3 separate regions of the Homo sapiens genome follow, and all the other regions are linked to region 1. The links are chromatin loops, found by intact Hi-C in ENCODE. Cell type or tissue: A673. All regions are shown on one strand.

Region 1 (8,000 bases):
CATATCCTTAGGCCCTGGGCCCGTTACCCCACCACCATCACCACTATCAACACCAGCCCCTTGTTTCATCACAGTGCCCTTCTTTTTTTTTTCAGATGGAGTCTCGCTCTGTCGCCCAGGCTGGAGTGCAGTGGCGCGATCTCTGCTCACTGCAAGCTCCGCCTCCTAGATTCACACCATTCTCCTGCCTCAGCTTCCCCAGTAGCTGGGACTATAGGCGCCCACCACCACACCCAGCTAATTTTTTTGTATTTTTAGTAGAGACGGGGTTTCACTGTGTTAGCCAGGATGATCTCGATCTCCTGACCTCGTGATCCGCCCGCCTCGGCCTCCCAAAGTGCTGGGATTACAGGCGTGAGCCACCGCGCCTGGCCCACAGTGCCCTTCTTACTCTCTCTTTAAATAGTCTAGTAGATTACAAGGCTTCAAGGTCAAGAGCAGAGAGTCTGGTAAATTTTGACTTAGGGATTTTGGCTGGACCAAGATGATATTTAGTTGTGCCCTCTTTGCACTAATTTTTTATTCACCTACCTCTATGCTCACACACAACTTAAAAATAAGATAGGGCAGAAAATGAGGACTTATACTTTCAAATTGTAGTATCTTGATGTCATATCTTCACCACCTCAGATGCATATTAAGGATAAAACCTAGAATAAAAACTGAATCACCAAAGAATTCCATTCCTTTGCTTATTCTGACCTTTCGCTTGAATACGTCAACATGTAGCTTTTGCATCTAGTTGTACAACTCTTGCATAGTGTCTCAGATTCTGCATTTCTCCAGTATCCATATTACTAAAGTGAGAAATTTTGTAACAGAATAAAATTGGTGCTACTTTTTTCTCCTCTATGGAAGGTATCTAAAATGAGACAGGTAATTTTTGTTTTTAAGAAAAGTAACCAACACATAACTTCTTACCGGATGCTTAAAATTACCCTAACTAGACCCTGAATATGACATCTTGAAATAAATATTCCAATAAGTAAATATCATACATGGAAAAACTATGAAAAATCAGCAGACAAAAAAATAATTTGTCTCATAAAACTTAGTATTGAAGTCTGGATATACTTTTGAGGTTTAAAAGACTTCAGAGTTGAAGCATGGCGTAAAATACAAGAAAAACATAAATAAACCTTTTAAGTATAATATGTTTTTTCCCAAACATGACAGTTACAGTAAGTAAATAAAATAATCATAAAATATCAAAGCACTAAATATATTTCCAACATGCACAAATAATCTACATGAGGGTAGGGTCGCTGAGACCCCACGATCCTGCTGTGAAATCCTGGCGAACTATGACTGTAGTCAACCCCCCACAATTCCAAACATGACAACACAAATGCTGAAGACTGTGTGAATTGTTTCATCACTAGACCTCGGAATTTAAAGTCCTTGAGGAAATTCAAAAGTCAGCCTAGAATTCTGTTCTTCCTAATTCAGGAATGGGTGGCTTTTGGGTTTTCTCTGTTTTTATTCATGATAAATTTCCAAAGGCACCCATGGCACTGTGTTCATGCTGCCTCATGTAACCAAGAGAACTGTGATGTCTGTAAAAGATCCCTGGAGTGTTCTCTCCAGAAGAGTTTGTCCAAGTTCACAAATTCTCTCTTGTACTTCTGTAAATATCAGGACGAGGTAAACATGAAGAAAGAAAAAAAGTCACCAGCATAGTGAAAGCATGATAATGAGGAAAAATAGACTGGAATTAAGAAGAGAGAAGTTTTAGCTTAAATATCAAGGGAGGAAAAAAAAAGGATATATTGATAATAAACCCACCGGATTAGTGCACTGAATGATTTTTAAAATAAATAATGATCTTAAAACCATTTAAAACTGCATGTTCCTGGAAAAAAAAATGCAGAAGACCTTTAAAAGTTCAAGGTTACAAAAGCTCCTGCAGGAGAATGCAGTTCTTGATTATTTACATATTTTTATTATTTAGCATTTTCTGAGATATTCTCTGAAACTAAAAATAGCTCATATTTACATAGTTTTATTTGCCAGACACTGTTCTAAGCACTTTAGACACTTTCACTCATTTTATCCCCACAACAACTCTGTGAAGTTATTACTGTTATCTCCATTTTACAGATGAGGAAACTGAGGCACCAAGAAACAAAGTAACTTGCCCAAAGCCACACTGTGATTGAGCAGTGAACCCCAGGACTCCAGAATGAATACTCTATCTGCTCACTCTGTAGAGAGATTTGTAGAGCGTGCATTTGGTTTAAAATACCAAGTTTATATACCTAATTCTTCCTTCAGCAATTGTAGTTATATATAACCAAATGAGGCAAAGTTGTGCAATAGGTGAAATTTGTCCACTTTGTACCTGTCTGGGGCCTTCTTCTGAGCCCCGTGCCTCCTGACAGTGCGCCTACCACAGCCTTTGGTAACCAGGATTCTCATGTTTTTTTCTACCTTCCATATTAAAAAAAAAAAAAATGCTGTCAGTTGTTAAAATGATTTAACAAATATTCCAATGAAGGACAAGTGGCCAGAGCTTCTTAATATAATCCGTGCACAAAAAGTATTTATTGAATGACTATGGACTGGAAGAGTACTGTATCTTACTGACTTCATGGCACCAAAAGTTCTAAGACTCAACAGCAGATGGGTTTAAAACCTTTACATTGATTCTTGCATAACTAAAGCAATAACTTAAGAGTCGTGTGGCAAGCTGCTCTCACTTGCTGATGCTCAAGTTAGTTGTAATTAAATGAGAGAGGGTGGGGGAGAGGGAGAGACATGGGAAGAGGGCATGGGTGGTTGTGCAGAAGATTAAAACACAGATTAATGTACCCTATGAATGGGGTGGGGGTGGAAGTGGAAGCAATTTCCAGAACGGGGAGTGGGAAGAGTAAGAAAAGTCAATTGTACATGTGGCATTTCAACACCGCAGCATTCCACCAAAACCGAGAGCCAGCTCAGCAGGGAACATCTGCCAGTTGCTTCCAAATGAAGGGGAATCATTCTTCCAATGAGAAAATAGTGATGAAGGATCGTCTTGGACTGGGAATAAAACTGAATTTTTACAGAGCCAACATCAGGCTTATTTTTTAAAATATTCCCACAACATTTAGATGTGCAGCGAGAAAAAGAGAAGAAGGAATCCACTTCCCCGGAATTGAAAGCATATCGGAAAAAGAGTTTAGTTAAGCATGTGCCTAATTTAAAGTACAGAAGTTTTATCAGGCTGAACCATATAAAGCTGTCATTTTTGTAAATCAAAAATGGTCAGATAGAGGCGATTTTACATGGTTCAACCTAAAAGAATTGAAGCAGTATTAATCAATATGTAGCTGTAAATCACAGTAATACCTAATCATTGTAAGCTGTGTTTTGTTCATAAAATAATTTTGCCATTGTCACACAGCTGGTAAATGGAAAGCTTTCTAGCTGGTGAGGTCTCCTATCATTAGCCCACATGTAGCTTCCATAGCACATTTATTCATTCAGCAAATATAGTTGAACGTTTACCATGTGTCATATACTGTGCTGAAGATCATTTTTTTAATGTGGACGAATTGCCTACTATTTCTTGCATAGCCTTTGGCCTCTAAGCTATTCACTGGGAAGCCTAGTGTGTTTTCAGTGTGAGTCAGATCAAAACTGTAAGGGGAGGGACAGGGTTGGTAAGAAGAAATGATAAAGAGGAGTTGCAAGCCTCACAATGACTTTATCTGTTTTTTCATATAAACACATCTCTAGAGGAAGGCATTTTAGACACCAAGGCCAGCCAGGAAAGGGAGCCAGCCTGGCCTGGAGCAGCTAACTACAAAGAAGCCTACGCAGCCCTGCCTCCCAGTCACAGCCCACTGTGCCCACATGAGGCCCACCCACAGGCAGGCAGAGCAGGTATGCAAGCAGCATCAGCATCGCCTGGGCATTCTTTAGAAATGTCTATTCTCAAGTCCCACCACAGCCCCACAGAATCATAAGCCCTGGGGGTGGAGCCCAGCAATCTGAGTTTTAACAAGTCCTCCTAGTGATTGGATGCACACATTAGTCTGAAGAACACTGCTTTAGGGAAGAGGAAGGCCGTGCAGGGATTAAGAAGGTTGAGGGCATGCGGGAACCCAAATGGTAACAAAAGAATCAAGGCAGCCCGGAAATACAAATCCTGTTGAATTTCACATTTTCATATGAAAATATCAAGTTGTTTTTTACTAGGCATTGAATCACATGAAAACTTAAACCACAGATAATACCAATTACTAACACACTGAGGAATTACAATGTTCCAGATTATTGGTTAAGTTCTCCACACAGATTTCATTTACTCCATCAAGAAACCTTATAATGCAACTATTTAACAAATAAAAAAATAGATAAGAAGTGAAATAACGGGTGGGTTAAATAACTTTCCATTTTCCATGCATTTAGCAAGTCGTGGGACCTAATTCAAAGTGAGGCAGTCTGATTTCGCTCAGCTATCTGCTACATTTCACAGGACATTCTAACACATCGTATCTCTTATTCCCAGCATGAAAACATGCCCATTCTCCATTCATTCTTCATTCAAAGTACTGTAGCTCCCACAACAAGGTGAGAGAAAAAAACGATGTATACTCTTTGCTGAGTTCCCACCCAAACCAAATACATTTTAGTGTTGGGAAAAGCATCCATCAGAGAACAAAGGATGTAGCTCCACCTAGTGGATAAATGTCCCCATTTATTTCAAATCGCCTTCTGTTTGTGCAAGAGCACAGTAATGAAAACAGAACCTAGTCCTGACAAATCACTACAAAGCTAGCAACCCCAGCTACAAGCAGAGACTTTGTTAGAAGTGAGCTCAGCTGTATTCCTCTTGGTCAAGACCCTATTTTGTGAGCTGTATGTGCAACAGCCCATTTTAGAGTATCACAAGAAGGACACACCCAGCTAGGAACTCTGTTATCCCCTCAATCTCTCTATGCACTGCTTTCTACCTCTGTAAATGCAGACAATACAATCTGACTTCTCTGAGTCCTGCTGGTAGGAATAGCAAAGAAGATTATGCTTGCAAATAAGAAATGTTAATTCTGCTTAACTACAACAAATCCCAGTTAGGCTTCATGGGATAAGATATACCTTTCATTCTCTACACACCCTTCTGAGAAAAGAAGTACAAGAGGGCAGGTGGGAAAAATGGAGCTCAAGAAAGTAAAGCAATTTGCCTTTGTTTATTTAGTGACAGGTAAACAGCTGACAGGTTTTTCTTTTACTGGCTTTATCTGACTCTGGATCCAGATCCATGATGAAATGAAGCCATTGCCCCAGGACTATGCTCCAGGGGTCATTCAGAATGGTCTAAGGAAAATTTCAACTTCCTGTGATTCTGCAATGGCCCTAAACAGATATAACTGAAATCTGCTTTAACTAGCCACAGCAGCAACATTGCCCAACATGTAGGAAATATTTGCTATATGTCAATGGGCTTCTATGTTCATTGAAGCTCAGGAGGCGTTGCATTGAATGAAATAAAGTCTGTTCACTGAAGTCCAGACCCTCATATGCTATTTAAATGAAGGCTCTCCAAAAGAAACATCTGGTCCACTCTATTCCCTAAATTATTTGGCCAAGGATCCTTTCTTTCTTTTTTTGGTAGAGCACCCAGTAAGACTGGTGTTCAGCGGGATATGCGATGGGAAACCCTGGCCTAGGGTGGATGGTGTGCTTATCACCAACCCTGCCCTCCCAGTGCACACCTTAAAATGATGTGCCAAAACAGGCCATTTCACATCAACATGGTAACTCTGGTAACCAGCATTTAAGATATTCAGGTCTTTCAAAATAAAATATTTTTGAGAAAAGTGAAATATTAATTGTAATTTTCCAGTATAATTCCACGTAGTTGTTTCTCAGTGGCTAGCTCCATCCCTTTCAGGGCTTCATAGACAGGACAGAACAGTCTCTTAGTCTATCTCCTCCTCAACACATGCCTCTAAGTCTGAGTGTTCTGCCCTCCAACCTCTCCACAGTTCTGGTGGCTCCCTCCCATCTCCTGTGTCTGATTCTTCCTTCCAGCAATGAAGGATGCATTCTGCTGTGTGGCCAACATAGACTCTGGGAATTCAAGGAGACACAAGACACAGCCTCTGCTCCCAAGGAGCTTAGATTCTTATCTCTGGGATTGCTCATATCTGCTCAGATGCCTGGCTTTATTCCCTGACTCTAAGGACTGAGGATCGTTAGTGGGGTTCTCCTGCCCCCTGCAGCAGCACTCAGTGGCCCTGCGTTGGCTCTGCTCTGGATTTTCCCATGACTTCCCAGCACACCCACAGCTGCCACCTCTGCCCGGCTGTTTCACTGAGTAGGGCTGGGGCTGCTGCTGGAGCTGCACATGGTGATTTTTGCTGTATTTTCCACTGCACAGGCTGCTTGCTCCTAAAATGGTAAAGGCTGCTTCTACTACACAACTTTGCAAAAACAGGTGAAAGAGAGAGGAGATGGGAGAGAGAAAGAGGCCCCGGTCACTGCATGCTATCGGTTCTGGGAAGCCAGGAGACAAAGAGCTGTCACCCAGTCCTCCATGTTTCACAAGGGGACTCTGAACAGTGTCGAAGAGCAGCTGCAGTGCCAGCCTAACTGTAGCGCTTCCTGGGAGTACATATGAGTCAATATAAACAGGTTCCAACATTTTTCATCTTCCCTATGGTATCTAAAGGCAGTGCTCCTCACGGCCTTTCCATGCCCAGCTCAGGAGGCCACCAGCTCACTTGGAAGCCCTATACTGGGGACCACCTTTCATTAATAGAGTTTATGCTTATCCTTGCAGCTCTCCCTGCTCCCACTCAAACAGGATTTTCTTTTATCACTCTAATTTCAAAATTACACCCAGGAGAGAGGGAAGGAGATTCTACTCCTCATTTCCTCCCTTCTGAGCTGCATGGTCCCCTTTTCTCCAGGCTCAGAGGCCATTTAATACAATTGTAGGCTTGCCCAGGAACAGAACCACCATTTATCATCTCACTTCTAGGAGAAATGATGATGCCTGGAGCACAGATACAGGCACCAGGGAAAGCAAGCCTATTTGATAATCGAAGGGATAAATCCAAGGGTCACTCCACCTTCTGATATAAAAGCTTTAGAAATGAAAGTTTATGCATTGGGGACTTCTTTTATTTAGGCTTTGGCTGACTGATCCTCCAAACCCATCAAAAATAAAAGAGCAAAGTCAGTCTGAAAGTAATCTTTGTTCCATATAACTTAAGATGAGACAGGGGAGGAGAGGGAAACTACAGTCCCCAGGCAATAGGTAGCAGGGAGTCCCCTGCCAAAAGGTGCAGAAGTTGATCTCTGACATCTTGGACAACTAATGGCTCCCATCTTGCTCATTATAAGAGTTGGACCTTATCCTGTAAATCAGGATAGGAGGCAGTGGCAGCTTCGCATCCTGCTTTGAAAGGATGCTGACTCCTACCATAGATCATCTGGAAAACTCCAATCTAAATTCTAGGGGAAAAAGAGATGCTGAAACCTCAGCTTTTTTCCTCTATTATTATCCACATAATAAACACTATTATTATTTATATATTATTTCTAGAAATAATATTTATATACAAATATATAATATATGTAACATATATTTGTGTATATGTTATTTCTAGAAATAATATACAAATTTATATAAATACTATAAATTATATATTATTTTATAATATAAATATATATTATTTATATTTATAGTATTTATTATGTGTATGGAGATAAACACACTTCAATGAATATTAGCAGCCCATTGCACTTAGGAATAAACATCAAACTCTAAAGTTGACCTGAAGGCCCTACCTGAGCCCACATTTCCTCCTGGTCTCCCCAGCTCATGTCATATCAATCTCCATGCCTGCTGCTCTGGTCCTTTTTCAGACCCTCTCAGGTGCCATGCTACTTCCTGCCTCAAGGCCTTCATGCAGGTGTTCCCTCTGCCTGGAATTAATGCCCAGCTCAAATGTCACTTCCTCAAGGACTCCTGCCCTTACCCTAGACCTAGGTTGGACCCCATCACT
Region 2 (8,000 bases), 140 kb after region 1:
AGTTCTTTATAAATTGACTATCTTTTTACAATGTTAGTTACCATAATACAAATTTCTATCGCCATGTAAAAGACTAACGGCCTTCTCCAGATTAGGTAATAAAGTCAGTTCCCAACTTGAATGAATTTGTGCCATTATATAAGAATTATAATGAGACTTTCCTCCTGGAATTTAGAAATAGCAGAAAAATTTCATGTTTGACTATAAAACAGTATAATCAGAATATTATTATAGAGGCAAAACTGATGACGACACCCCTCTATTTAAAATACTTTTAAGTGACTCCATAGGTCAGTGGCTAGAGCAATGGTCTTGTGAAACACTTCTAAGGTTTCCCATTATTCTTAGACTAGAGACCAACATTTTCAATATGGACTGTAAGTACTGCACTGGCCTCACCAGCCCAATCACATGCCACTCTTCCTCTTGGTTTCTGTCTCCACAGGCTTTGTTTCCTTAGCCAAAAACACTTATCTCCTGCCCATCTGGCTCCTCACTGGGCTAACTCTGTCCTATTCTTTCTCCTATTGTGTGTATTCTAAAGTATGCTACACTGGTCAGGCACAGTGGTTCACACTGTAATCCCAGCATTTTGGGAGGCTGAGGTGGGAAGATTGTTTGAGCCCAGGAGTTTGAGACCAGCCTGGGCAACAAAGTGAGACCCCATCTCTACAAAAACTGAAAAAGTTAAAAATAAAATAAAGTATGCTACATATCACCACAACATTCATTCTTCACATAATCAGTCATTCAGTGTTTGGCTTCCCCTAAGTGGTTCACTTATTCACTGCTGTATTGAGCCCTAGATTGAGCAGCAACAACTCAGAATCCTATTTGCTGAAGGAGTGACTGATGTCCCCGTGACACCTGATCCCAGCTTTCACTCCAGCCCTCTCCTCCACCACATAGAGACATTATGAAAGCATCCCCTTCTTGCAGTGAGTGAACAGAATCTCACTCCTCACCATAATAATTGCTCATGTGTTAGGGACCCATTCCTATGTTATTCTCAAATACTACATTTGCTTTGGGAAGAGTTGTTGTTGTTGTTGTTTTTAATTTCACCAAGCCAGCTTAAACTAAAAAATAATAATAAACTAAAATAAACCTCTACTAAGATTTAAATCTTCTTCTACTCTCTGCGTGTTTTTCTTGATAAAAATCATCCTTGAGAAACAATAGTGCTGAAGGGTAGAAAAGCCTCACAAAGAAGACACAGAACAGAGCACAAAGAAGATGATTAAAATCTGTATGGTCCCTAGACATAAAACCTTTTTTTTGAACCAAATCACCTTTATAGAAATTTTTGAATCAGGGAATGTACATTTGCCAGAACAAACAGCTCAGAACATGAATGAACTACATAAATCAGAATATAATCAGTTTTCACTCTGCCTGTTTATTGCTTCTGATGAAATTCTCTTACCAAGTCCTACTGAATTTGCCATTATCTGCTGTACCTGGGAAAAAAAATGATCCCAAAATACCCTAAATAATATTTGAAATGTATTTTAAATCTGGGGTCTATTTGGTTAGTGAGCTATATTACATTTTAAATACGATGCTAGACTATTACGTATTTATTTTCATAGTTTTCTTTACTGATTTGGCACAGTTTAGTTCAAATTGTACTCATAAAACCTAAGACAGACAAATGTTCAGGTCACATTTATTCTGGTCTTTTAAACTGCTCTGTTGTAACTACACAATGAAGCTAAAAGAGACATGGCTTTAGTAGCTGTGAGGATTTCTATTCATTCATGCCAAGTTCCACATTATATTTATCTCCTTGCTATCACTCAAGTACAGGCTCAATTCATTAAAAAATGGTCTTTGTGCTACCCCTATGAATCCATTCTTCTGGCTATATAAAATTAACTCCAAGTTCCCTTTGCATTTGTCTCAAAGTTTTTTGTTTCTTTGCATTCTTTAGTTGTATTTCTTCTATTGCTGAATGAATGGGAAAGAATTTAATTTGTAAATTCTGAGTCTCAGGTCCTCCGGGAGCCTATCTCTGCCTTAGGTTCCTTAGACCAAGGAATTAAAATGTTCCATAAGGTAGATGTTTCTGGACTGTATAAAGGGACCTTTTTTCTCTTAGCCTTAAATTACTGGACTATGAGAGTCAAGTTAATTTTCCTTCAGCTTTTTCTGCTGGGAGTGAAACATTTCAAATTTAAAACCATTTTTCTTTTTGTAAGCCTCAAGTGAATTATAGTTCTATGTGTTCGAGTATGTAAGTCAAAGAAAAGTAAAGTGACAATTGATTGTGTCATCTAGCCAAAAGATAGCAGAGATTTACTCACTCTGGTTGAGATTCAGGGTTAGGTCATGTAATACGATGACCCAACCTATCATAAGAACCAGGACAACTGCCAGTTTCATAAATCAGGACAACCGTGCCTGAGGGAGCGGTACCTACCAGAGTGATATCGCTGCCCCAGCCCCGTCTGGTACAGCTATCTTGCTGAGACAGCACACAGGATCGCCAGTGAAAGGCCTTCCCCATTTCCAATTACTCATTCATGTCAGTAAAGGAGTATGCCACTGTGGGGAAAAGCTACTTTTTTTTAATGGGGTATAATTACATTAAAATATGTGTTAAATTGCTCAAAATGAACTCATTCCTTCCCCCACATACCTATTCCATGTTTGGAGGACCCAGGTCCAGGGTGGCAAGGGGTTTAATCTGGCATTTCCTTTCATGAGCAAGTTATCCTGCAGCAGAGTGGCTCTGTGAGTAGCTATGAGAGAACCATAGTAGAGTGGCTATGTGATTGCCATCATCCAGCCTAAAACCATCAGGAAAATCTGCAGACTCAGAGTCAGGAAACAGAGGACCCAAAAAAAGGGAGTTCTAGGAACTCTTATGTCCTTCTGTGTTTTGAGCTCAAAAGAATTCACTCCCAGGAAGAGTGAGAAAGGCAGCCACCACTTTAGTAAACTCATTCTCCTTCTACTGCTGATTTGTAAACAAGCAGGAAATCATCCATGAAGAGGCTTCTGAGAGAACTGTTCTCAGGCTGTTTGACTTAGGATGAGGAAATGTACTTATAGGGAGGTTTTTCTGAACAAAAATTGCATTCATTTGTATATTTCTGATATCTCAACAGGCAGCCTAAAGTCTCATAAGCACTTCTGAGGTGAGTAGTTTTAGGAATCCAAAAGGATGAATGAGAGAAGTGAGAAACAGGAAGTGGGCATCAGGAGCCTAGGCCTGCCATTAAAGCCTCAATAGATTTATAAATTGCCTAACATATAAGTAGGATGAAAAAAGGAGCTAGAGTTATTTTTGGTTTCTTCTTCCATTTGTGTTATTTCCATGATCAATTACGTATGTTTCATGGATAGAGTTTCATTAATCATACACCGTATTTATTAAAAGCTGAGCAAATATGAAGCCTGAGTGTCGACCTTGGCTAAGATGAGGAAGACTTCTTCAAATTGCAACACAACATCACCATCTAGTGTCCAAAACCTGAAACTTAATTCAGTATCACTGACCTATAAAATCACGTACAGCAGCCTCAGGAAGAAACCATATTCAACAGATAAGGAAACTGAAACCCAAAGAGCTAAAATGATTTGCTCGTGTTCATAGAGCTGCAACTAGCCCAATCCTGGTTGCCCAAACTCAATTCAGTGTGACAAGGGAACATAACAGCTATTAAGCATTCAGATATTCTCAAGACAAAAGAGAAGATTCTCTTTTATAGCAGTCTTCACCTTTAAACAGATCTACCCTCAAGTTAGTGTATTAGAAGATAGCTACAACGGTATCAAATGTGGACAACTAGTTAGGAGGAACTTAATATAGATATAATTAATATAGATATAATTAAACAAACATCCAAGTTTATTTAAACAGAATAAAACAATAAGAACAGACAAAACTATAACAGCATTAGGTAAAGTATTTCCCAAAGGGCTTTAGTTAATAGCCTGTAAGATTCAGTACATCAATATCAAAGGAAATATATACCTTACTCATTTAATATTTTGCTTGGAAGTCAAAAGAAATGTTTTGAGTGTTTGTTTATCATTACCAGCTGTTCTGTCTAAACCCTCAAGAGATAGATTATAAGAGGAACTGAAAACAAGGACTATGGTGAGTCTCCTAATATTAATTGATGACTCTCTTAATATTCTATTATACAGATAAATTCTTCTAAACATCACATTTTAGCCTCTTCTAAGGTTTGTACACATCTATATCATTTATGAACCCATATCTAGCAGGATGTTTCTGTATCACAGACCTCAGGTTACTGTGGACTAGATTGGAGAAAGTGGGAAAGTACTTGGATGCAGTTTACTTTTCCATCTCATTCACAGATCCAGCATCAAGCAGATTAAATGTCAGTCTCTGTCCCTGCTTGCCCCAAAGGCAGGTTTTGTTCTGAGGTCTTCAGCCTCCTTCCTCCCAGCTGCTCCTGGGTTATCAGCAGCTAGTGTTCAGTACATACGGTGGAGACAGCTAATCATGCTAAAAATGCTTATGGCAATCTTCTGCCTTATGCTTGTTGGCTGACCTGTTATCTTTGTGCTTCTTCATGCCTTAGCTGACCAGTTGTGACAAAACCCCCTGCCAACTTGCTTAGCTGGAGTCCTGTCAGGGCCTCCACTGCCCTTCCCGCCCCAATTCCACTCTTGCCTGAGGGTTACAAGTTTTTAATCAAAGCCTTAATGCCAGGATTCTTAAGAAGGGGCAGGGAGCTTATCAGAATCACCTGGGGAGATTTTCCTAATTATAGCCCCCCACACACCTCATCTTTTCCTTACAGAGGGAGTGTTCCGTAACCCTCAGGTACATTGAGGAGGGAAAAAAGAAGTTGAAACCCATTGGCTTCAAGCAATGAGAGTAGTGAGGTTAATCTTCTTTTGATTCAGATGGAAAATATCTCAAAAGAGGGAAATGAAACCTTGTCTCCTAAGGATGAAACTATAATAAAACCTTAATTAATTTGGACCCCATTAATTCAAAACGTGTGATAATTAGAAAAATGGTTAGGTTAAAGTTTACCTTTCCTCTAGCTAGGGGAAAAGTGGCTGAAGATTACTTCCCTGTACCTAGGAAAAGTGAATTTGCTAAGCAAATTAATATTTCCAAAGAGAAAAATGTTTAACTGATTGAGCAAGTAAGTAGTTTTCAGGCAATTTAGGTACATTCAGCAGACAAACAAATGCTATTGTAATTATAAATGATCCCTTTCTAGTAATAGAATAGGCTTGCCCAAGGTTCTTTCCTAGGCAGCATTCTAGAAATAAAGTTATCCATTGGAAGTAATGAAATTAAATTTATTTTTGGACTCTACACAATTCTGACTGATGTTTTCTTCATTTAGAACAAACTTCCATGGTTTTACTGAATCCTACCTACTGATAAACTCAGAAAGCAACCCAAGTATCCCTGGCGCCTTGTTTCAGCCATCAAATGTGTGCAAGTAGTATATGTTCAAGTTCTTATTTCAGCAAAGAGAAATAGTCAACGCTTGGGAAGGAGTAGGAAATCAGGGGCAGGGGGTGAGGGGAGGAAGGCTTCACAATATATACATATAATTGGTTGAAAAATAAACATATGTGTTATCTGGAGTTTCTTTTTCCGTTCCATAGGTTATAAAATGGTCTTACTTGGGGTGAGAGGGGAATCAGAAGCTGTGTGATCAAAACGTCTTGAAAAACAGAAATGATGGTTTAGACAAAGTCAAGTGGGTTGCTTTATGCAGGACTTCTAAGAGCCTTTCCTAAGCAAGTGGGCAATGTCTATTTCTGAGAGAGTGGTGTGATATTTCCCAAAGTTATCTTCAAAGGGAATCCTGTCTTCACTGAGCATCCTGGGAACATTATTCCCAATACTACAAGGCCACTCTGGGAAACACTAAACCAGTTGTGTAGCAATTTATAAATAGCCTCAGAATTCCAATAGTTAACTAAAGATTTTCAGTTTACTATTTCTGTTGCCTAATTACTTTAACGCAGTTAACAGAAATAATAACAGAAAGTTATACCCCATATTATTATATTTATCCACCCTATTCCATTTGAGTTTCTTACAATTGCTGGCTGTACCCTGAGGCTCTATGAACTGAAGTTCCTGTGGTTTGATTTAAAATATTTTAATTAAGTGAAGCTTTCTGCCCCCAGGCTTTCTAAAGCAATTTTCAAAACCTCAGAAACAAACAAATAAACATCATACCAATGGTGTTACCACTGAAAAACCACAACCATTTCTAGGCAGGCATTTCTTGCTTTGTTGTACTAAGCATAGAAGTATTTTATTCCAAATGACAACAATAAATCATAAAGTTAGGCAAAGCAGTACCAAAGTTATATGCCTTAGGCATCATGGGAAATACAAAGCTCACCACAAAAAAACCTTCTGAAGCTGAAGAAGTCATTTTATATAGCGTGTATTGTGACTATCTAATTTAGGACTAGGGTTATCAAAGTTTTTCTGATGAAGATTTTTTTTCTGATTTCCCATAAAAGTGTTATGTTTTCATTTTAGGAATATACATGTGCATTTTCTTTTGGTTTCTGGAGGGAATCAACAAGGGTTTCAGGACATACATAGTAATGTTTCTCAACTGTAGTCCCAGTACCAGAAACTTTAGCATTCAGGGAAACAGAAATGCAAATTCTCAGACCCCCAAGTCAGACCTACTGAAAGGGAAATTTTGGAGATGGAGCCCAACAGTTGGTGTTAACAAGTTCCTCCAGGTGATTCTGATGTTCACTAACGATTGAGAACCACCCAGTTAGAGCAGAAGCTTTGATATCATAAAGACTTGGATTTGAAGTCACTTAATGGTTCTAATCCTTAGTTTTCTTGCCTATAAAATGACTTTGAAAAACAGTAACATCACCTGCCTCAAAGGGTTGCTTTCAAGAAGGGAAAAACGAGATAGACTCTACAATGCCTGGCAGCAGCCAGCTTGAAGACAGAACAATTAAGTCATTTATCAGCCCACTATTTAGGGTAGAAGGGAAGCCTTCATTTAGGGAGAAAACTAAGCTTTCGTCTTTTTCCTGCAAATATCATTCTCGAACAGCCAGCTCAGGGACCCCTGGTATGCTGTGAATCCTTTCAGTTATGCTCCCAAATTTTGTTCAGTGTATGAAATTGGTCCTTGCTACTCAAGTGCATATACTTTTATTACCACGGATGTCAGAAAGAATTTTTTGCTGAGTGGGTCTTGTGATTTAGTAAGAGCAAAACTACAGCTTGCTGTGAGTAAGGTAAAAGACAGTGCACCTTTGCCCAAGAACGATTTCATATTGACTGGCCAGGCAAGAACTTGGCCTCTGGAGCACTGCGGGAGTGTTCTCAGGGCAGTGAAGAGGGGACAGTGACAGGTGGGAGTGGGGGTCCAAGAGGCCAGCGTCAGGATGAGCACTCACAAGGGCCAGGGGCAGTGACCTCTCCATCTCACCCCTCTGAAGGGGTCCACTCTTCTTCCTCATTTTATAGATGCAGAATCTGATGACGAGAGTCATTAAGTAAGGGGCCTAGTGTCACTGAGCCAGTACCCAGAGCTCCATCTGTCTACCCTTCACGGCAGGCCCGTCTAGCTCCCAATCCCTGGGGTGCTATTATGAACACGGTGCCATTATAGTCACACCATAGCGGTGATTGGGTTGAAATTATTGCTGAATTGCTTAGTTTTGTTTTGAGCTTTTGAATTCCTTCAAGTACACCACTAAAATTTCTAATATCCCAAAGTGTGCCAAGAACACAGAAAGGATGATAAGCAGTGGGCTAGGTTTTAATGGTAAGTTTCTACTCAGTTATTCTGCCCCGGTGCCTTGCCTTTGGAAACCACATTGCAAAGCTTCAGCCTCCTTTGATCCTGACTCCCACTAAAATGAGTTTCTCTAAAGCGGGTTTAAAACTCATATTTGTATTCTACCTTGAATGCTTACAGTGACCCATAGTCTCATTTCCCATCTTCCCCTTTGGAATTCACCCTGTGGCTTCTGTTTCCTGCTTCCCCAGTCTG
Region 3 (8,000 bases), 190 kb before region 1:
TATCTGCCCTGTCAGGGAACTAGTCTTAGCACTATTATGTTCAGAGGCACCAGCCTCCCTGAAGAACCACATTATTAGAGGTTGCAAAGATAATGCAGAGATGAATAGTCTGAAAAGCCACGTGAAAACTGCAAAGATGAATTAAATTACATTCCAGAGACTAAAGAATAAATTGGAAATGAGGCAATTTCTTATTCAAGAAGACTTCCTCCCAGTTCTCTCTGAACGTAAACATGCGGCTCTCTGTAGAGGATGGGGTCACCACTGCCTGGGGAAAGCAGCTTGAATTTTATTACCTTGGTGATCCCTGGCAGCATACACACTTCAGGAGGCACAAACCCTGCTCCCCTTTACTTTGTCTCATGTGCTGGTTTCTAGCTCTCATAACATTTTAATTAAATTTGGGCTTGTCTTTCTGTCTCACCTTACTCTCCGCATCAAAGGAGAGGCTTTTCACATGCCGCCTGGCTGGGGTCCCTGAAATTCTTGCATTCCAAAAGCAGGCTTCTTTGCCATACAAGGAGAGCGGCAATTAAATCAAAGCAGAGGTAACCTGCAGCTTCTATGAGAGATAGCTGCACACATAACTTCAATGTGACTTATATGTAAAGGTAATGAATTCTATAATGCAAACTCACATACAGGTCAAATAAAAAATGGCTTTGCATTAGATAGTACACTGAGTATTAGGTAGTTGTCACACAATAAATAATTCATCTTGCATAGCCACTTGCTATGTAAATGATAGTCTATGTATATTAACGCATTTAGCACTTAGAATAAAACGGACAGCTGGGCCAAATGAATCTCTCTCAGGACATATTACCATTACCATTCCCTAGTGAGTTTAGCTGTTCACTTCTAAGGTTGGTAATGAGGATATTAATTAAATAGGGCATGAGATTCATTTTGATAAAGCCAGAGTTACAAGAAAACAAGTGAGTAACTTTAATACACCTTGATGGTCTGGGCCATGGCACATATTTAGTTAACAGTAATGACTTGTAAATCAATTTGATTGGGAATCTGTGGCACTCAGGAAAACAACAAAAGTTAGCTATTTTCACTTGGAAAAAAATTCTGTTTACCTCCATTTTCTTTAAATGCCATTTGGTCACATGAAAAACACATCTAACTTTCTGGCTATTCTACAAGACGTCTTGGTTTCTTCAAAAGTAGCTACTAATGCATCTTCTGCATTAACACTTATTATGCATTTGGATACCACATCTATGGAAAAAGGTCATCTCCTCAAATTGCTTCATGATTAAATCACACAGAAAAAGAAATTTCCCAGTGATGCCTGAATTTTCAAATCTTTGTGAAATTCCAACCAAAATAATATTCCTTACTGGTGGTGTTGGACAACATCTCTCCCATCATATCTCTATTTATGCTGGATCGAGGTGCGTTTTGAGAATGTATTCAAACAATGTTTACCACCAGGACTTAGATGATTTACAGACTGAGGTGGCCCAAGTGGAGACAAAGTCTGGGGAAGAGTGTGGAGGAGGGGAGATGGCAGCTTCTGTGAAAGTATTCAACATAAGGAAAGCATTTCCTTCTTGGGAGCCACATTCAGTAGCAGGACCAAAGATGGAAGAGAAGAAGGAGAGAGGCGGTTTGCAGCAGCTTGCATCAGTCACAGCTCAACTAGAGAAGCTGAATAAGTAGGATTCAAATGAATTTATACAGACAATGAGCAATTTGGGGGGCCAGCTATTCAAATTCAAAGTCTGTAAGGTGATCAGTCAGGGAAGAAGGATTGCAAGCAGGCCAGAACCCCACAAACACAAGCTGCAGTGTGTTGTCCATAGGCACCAGTCAGGAAGGAAGATCCAGGAGAAAGAGAGAGTAACTGCATGTCCAGCTGCTGTGTTGAGTCCCTGAGCTCAGAGAAGGCTTAAGCCCTCTTTAAAGCCCTAGAATTAAGTAAGTCAGGCCCAACAATGATAGTATCCCTTTTGATTCACCTGAAGTAACTGACATGTGACTATAATCACATTGACAGAATTCCTTCACAGCAGCACCTAGATTAGTGTTTGACTGAGTAACAGGGAGAAGAGAGGTGTGAGTCATAAAATGGTCATCGCCGCTTCCTAAGTTATAGCCCACACTACCTAGAAACATAGTAGATATAGAATTTTAGGGACTGTAGTTCAGTCTAGCCAAGTTAACACAACAAAAGGCCATCACAGAGCTAATACTAAAACTTGTCTAGATTCATCAATGCTGAAAATGTGTATTGGTAATTATATAAATGGAAGAGTTGTGTTACTAAATGCCATAACATTCTGGAACTCAGACAGCTTTGAAATGGAACTCTCTCATGCATTTCCCTCATTGAGCATTATGCAAGAAGGACATTTTTCTTCTAACATTGTAAGAGTAATGGCAAGGGCTATAGCCACTTAGCTCCAGCTCTGTTGCCAATTAACTGGACTCCAGCTCAGGCAGAGTGATGGTAGCAGCAACAGCAACAGAAATGATTTGCCTCTTGGATTTGTTCCTCTGTGCAACTGATGAGATTGGAGGACTCAGCCTCAGTGGCAAGTGATAATGATGGATTCATAAGCATATGTTAGCATCAGTGGAATATCAAAGGTACATAGAAAGTAGACACCATAAAAGGCTGGAGATACTAGAGTCAATGATGTAGGAGACGGAAGCCATTAGAATTGGAGTATTAATGTAAATAGGACTACAATTGTACTCTTCAGCTACCAGCATCTCAGGTACTGATGTGGCGCCTGCATATCGTATTTATATACCAAGTTTCTGTGGACGTTCTAGGGCAGAGGTCACTATGACAGGGTAATACTATGCCAGCACCCATTCTAAGATCTGGAAGTCCAGAGCTGATGGACAGCAGTCAAAATGAGATTGTCAGAATGGGGATGCAACTAGAATTAGAACCTCAGAAGAGGTAGGTAAAGGAAACAAGACCTATGAAAGAAACACAGTCATTACAAAACCAAACTCGGAAGCAAAAAGATAGGAATAGAGAAGGAACTCAACAGCCAATAAACTAGTCTCTGAAGGTGACAGAAACTTTACTACACCTGGTAACACCTCCCTCTTTCCCTCTGACTTTGGCTACAAAGCAAACCTTAGCTTGCCTAATTCACCTGGGTCCTTTGTAGAATTCTAACCACAGCTCTCCATTAACCCCAGGTGTTCCTTATGTAAGGGGAAGTAAGTGTTCTTAGTGGAAATTTTAGAGACAAACAAGGGATAATAGAATAATCCTAATAGGAAATTAACCTTAACTCTAACTGTCATCACTTGAAAAAGGAATACCATTTGGCTAATTTAGTACGTTTGGAAAACTTCTCTCCATAACTTAAAATCAGCATAATGCTAACTTCCTTTCTATGATAGTGAGATGTTATATCATGGTTAATCGTAGATGTAAAACAAGAATAATAGAAACATACAATAAAAAAACAATTTATTGCTACATTATTAAAATGGGAATTAGAAATCTTAGAATTCTTTGCATTTCTTGGTAGGAGAATAGATAGGAGAGATAGAAAACCTAAAATATTTTTTAAATTATTAAAATGGAAGTTAGTAAAATTTCATTCTGAATTAAACAAATTTTTGTCTGTGATATCTATCTACCTATGTAACATGTATTTGTTATTCCTCTGGTACCTCATAGCTAGAGCTGTTAGCAGATTAGGAAAAAAGGGTGCAGCACCTATAATCATGGGGGAGATGAGGACAAAGAAAGTGAGAAGGCAAAATATGAGAAGTCCCATAGAGGAAGTAAGAAAAAGAGGATGAAAGGAGAATAGAAAGGATAGAAGAATTATAACATGGTTGAGGATATTTGCAGAGATCTCCACTGCATGTATGGATTGTTCCAAATGCCTGAAGCAGGAAACAGAGTCTAACAGAGAAGAAAGAGTAAAGAGGGGGAGAGAAATAACATGTAGCATGATTAAGACACCATACAATAAAACTAATATTAGTGAAAAAATAATGGGCTGCTTGCTGACCTCCTCAGACCTTGATTTAATTAGAAAAAAAGCTGAAGGAAGTTTCTTAGGTAGCACTGAATTCAGAAAAGGGGATGGGCTTTAGAGTTAAAATGTACTTCTGAGATCCTTCCCCCTTCTTCCCTCTAGTGGCAAAGATGAACCATCTCACCTCTAATGTCTAGGAAGCCCTTTCCTCTTAGAGTTCACTCCACTAGGTGTTGCCTATTTCCTGAGCTCTCAACCTCCCTCTCTCTACCACATATTCCCCTTCAATAGTCAAAACTTACTCCATCATTTCTGTCCTCCGTGTCCCCACAGCCCCTCCAGCTATTGCCGTATCTGTCTACTCTTTAGAAGGAGATCAGAGTGTTCTTTTGAAAAGTACATCCAGTCATGTTACTCTTTCAAAACCCTTCCAAGGCTTCCCACTGTATTCTCAACATCTTTAACATTTGATCTACAAATTGTTGCCCAGCCCAGCCCTTGCCTAGTCTCAGTCATTCACCATGCTTTAGCCATATCACCTTCTTTAAGCTCCTTGAACACACCCCGTGCCCAGTTCAGCCCTGCCTGCACTTGCTCTTCCCTCTGTCTGAAAGTTTTGCCTAGACCTTTCATAGGCCATTCTTTAACTTAAATGTGACATCCTCAAAGAGGCTCTCCCCTTGACTAGAAAGGAAATTATGTTAAATCACAGTAACCTCTCCTTCTATTATGACACTTTTAAATATATATATTCTGTGTAAAGAGTTGCTGGATGTCTACCTCTCCCACCAGAGTGTAACAACAGATACAGTACATTTTACTTACCTCACTCAGTATCTACATAAATAACTGTACTATTCATCCTAAAAGCAGATCTTGTAAGTACAGGGATAAGTGCTTCCACCCTTTATCGAGGAGTTCTTATGTTGTTAAACTTAGTGATACCTGGAAAATTCATCACTGATATCAAATATTTTCTGTAAAAGGCCAAATAGTAAATATTTGATGCTTTGCAGACCAAAAGGGCCCCGCTGCAACCATTCAGCTCTGCCTGTGGCGTGAAAGTTGTCATAGATGATACACAAATGAATGAGCATGGTTGTGTGCCAACAAAACTTTATTCATGAACACTGCAATTTGAATGTCATATAATTTTCAAATGTCACAAAATATTCCTCTTCTTTGGATTGTCTTTCAAATTTAAAATTATAAAAACTATTCTTATCTTGGGGCCATACAAAGGCAGGCAGAGGGCTGGATTTGGCTTGCGGCCTATCATTGGTTGAATCTGATCTGTTATAACCACTTAGTTTCCCAACCTTTCTCCCATCCTTTCTCCTAATTGCAAAAACAAACCAATAAATTACAATGATAAACACTGCTCCCTGGAGAGGAACCATAATCCAGTTATGGCCCCCTACCCCCATCCCCTGCTTGAATCCTTCCAGTGGATTTCCATTTCTCTTAATGTCAAAACTCCTCAACAGGCCCTAGGAAGCTGATTTGGGTTGGGCCCACACCCCCATCATTGCACTGGCCATATTAGATATCTTTCTCTATTCTCATCCTGCTCATGCTTGCTCAGCTTCCAGGCCTCCTCTGGAGGCCGCCCTCACATTTTCCACCCTGCCCTTCCCCAGCTAGTGATCACTACCTCCTAAGGGGAAACATCCTTGCAGGTGTGATGCTAGTGCCTATTCTATGCCCCCTGACACCTACTTTTACCTCATGAGGCAGACCCAGCAGGTTGCCTACCCAGCGGCCACTGCCTCCTATCTCCTCTTCCCTTTCTTTTACCTGGCAAGGCTCATCTTCCACCAAAAGGGCTAGAAACTCACTTCCCAGCCTTTTACATTACTAGGCTATGGCCATGTGATCCAATTGTGGCCAATGAGATTCACTAAGGAAAAGGTCTCCAATTTGCAGTTTTGTTGATATTTGTTCCTTATCCTTTAGCTTGAAAAATTAAATAGCACATAGCATGTATATAGTGATTTTTAATGTTTAGAGTATTATATATTATGTCATTTGAACTTTAGAATAACCACGTGAAACAAGGAGAAAAGATAAACATTTCCCCACTTCAAAATTAGGGAAGGGTACCCTGAATTGTTAAGTATCCTACACCAAATATTTCAACTAACAAGCGATGGAGTTAAGCTCATCTTCTGACTTTCAGCCCAAGGCTTTAGTTGGTCTCCCTTCCTCCTTCATGCTAACTGACTAATAGTGACATAAATTTAGTCATTCGTCTTTACTTGTTAAACACGTTTTCCTCTATAAGAAGAAACTGGCTGATACTCATTTATATGGAAAAAGAAAATAGTTTTTTTTGTTTGTTTGTTTTGTTTTTTTTTAAGTAGCAGATATAAAAGCAACACCAGTAGTAACGGAAATGTAGACTATTCTTCATGGTCAAAAGACACTATGTATTTTTAAAAAGCAAGAAAAAATTGTTTCTGAAACCCTGAGATTTAAAGGAATACATTTTGACAAGTTGGAAAGTCCATATAAAATTTTTGCATTTAGGAAAGATTTGTCTAACGAGTCAGCAAATGCTGAAACCATTGGAACACCAAAACTAGTTTTTGTTTCAATTCAGATATTAATTTTTGTGTCAGTTAAACTCTTAGGAGATCTACTTGAAGGCTGAAGTAAATATGGTCGTGCTCCACCCATGTTCCTTCTTCAGGGCCTTTGCACTCATTTCCTCACTTCTGCGAAGATCCCCTGCTAGCTCACAGCTGGGCCCTGGCTGAGAGTTGCTCTTAGCAGCCAGGAAACTTCCTCCTCCAGAGTTTGAGCCCTCCCCTGGGACAGCTGGTAGCCTATTACTGTTGGATGATGAGATACAAACGCCTGGCTCCTTCGCCTAATTCATGATAACTTTTAAGGTCACGTAAGCACCAGAGTTTCCTGTAGATTGTTTTTTTGCAATCTACAGTCTCAGTTGCAATCCAAATATGGAGGGAGGCAGTTCCACCTTTCTCACTTTTTTTTTTCTTTTTAAGATGGAGTCTCGCCCTGTCACCCAGGCTGGAGTGCAGTGGCGCAACCTCGGCTCACTGCAAGCTCTGCCTCCCGGGTTCACGCCATTCTCCTGCCTCAGCCTCCCGAGTAGCTGGGACTACAGGCTCCCGCCACCACACCTGGCTAATTTTTTTTTTGTATTTTTAGTAGAGACGGGGTTTCACCGTGTTACCCAGGATGGTCTCAATCTCCTGACGTCGTGATCCGCCCGCCTCGGCCTTCCAAAGTGCTGGGATTACAGGCTTGAGCCACTGCACCCGGCCTCTCACTTTTATGTAACAGTATATCTGAGAGTATTATCCATAAAACCTTTGGTATGCAATTGTGCACCTTTGACTATGTTTCCAGGAAACCCAATCCACGACCAAGGTTAATTCTGACAAAGCGGAGGGACGGAGGGAGAGAGAGAGAATTTTATCTACTTGGTTGAAATTTGTGTTTCTCAAAAGATGAATAAAACAATATGTGGGAACTGCTGAACTTAGCTTATTTCTGAATACATTTTGCAAAACAAAACTGGTTTCTAAAGTAGACAGTATGAAAGTGAGGAAAATATATCTTCTACTTCATATTTTAAATAGTCATTATTAAATTACTAATCCAGAAAAAAAGATAAATATAATCTTTCTTCTTAAAGGCCACAATAACAAATAACCTTAATTAAAACAAAATATATTAATAAAAACAAAAACACAAAGTGGCATAAAAAAACTGTACTAAACATATTTTTATAAAATATATTTTGTATTAGGACAAGAGGATCACACAATAGGACGTAAAACTAAACCAGAAAGGGTTAAGCCTAAGATTAGCTGAGATAAACAAAAGAATGATAAAGGAAACTATTGGGTTTTTTGTGGCTTTTATTTTCTCTACTAAGCTTGGAAAAAGCCAAAGATCATTGCAAGTTTCCTTTGCTTCTTCTCCTACATTTATGTAGTTCCTGAAACCTATTAGGTGCTTAATAAAAGGTAAGAAAAGAAGGAAGGAAGGGAAAGA

Evidence for each region. Hi-C counts contacts between places; a loop is a spot of excess contacts. Peaks named below come from ENCODE experiments on the same cell type or tissue, not always from the same donor. Only the 100,000 strongest peaks of a DNase experiment are listed, where the experiment ranks them.
Region 2: a loop joins it to region 1, with 3 times the contacts of the local background. A loop is called at or near these places in 11 of 110 quality-filtered maps.
Region 3: it touches region 1 in a loop (3-fold over the local background); 5 of 110 quality-filtered maps call a loop at or near these places.

The regions. Positions count from the first base shown.
Region 1 is chr6:91,078,326-91,086,325 of GRCh38, reverse strand. No RefSeq gene overlaps it. Among named protein-coding and RNA genes, the nearest start is that of MIR4643, 440 kb to the left of the region's middle. In A673, CTCF peaks have their summits at 4,647 (motif pointing left) and 6,182; DNase peaks (open chromatin) are centred at 2,865, 3,965 and 4,645; H3K27ac peaks cover 3,039 bases.
Region 2 is chr6:90,936,511-90,944,510 of GRCh38, reverse strand. All of the region lies in intron 3 of LOC107986623 (a long non-coding RNA gene), which reads right to left. Among named protein-coding and RNA genes, the nearest start is that of MAP3K7, 350 kb to the right of the region's middle. In A673, a CTCF peak has its summit at 3,482 (motif pointing left); a DNase peak (open chromatin) is centred at 3,460.
Region 3 is chr6:91,272,657-91,280,656 of GRCh38, reverse strand. No RefSeq gene overlaps it. Among named protein-coding and RNA genes, the nearest start is that of MIR4643, 250 kb to the left of the region's middle. In A673, CTCF peaks have their summits at 4,139 (motif pointing left) and 5,546; DNase peaks (open chromatin) are centred at 4,126 and 6,766; H3K27ac peaks cover 806 bases.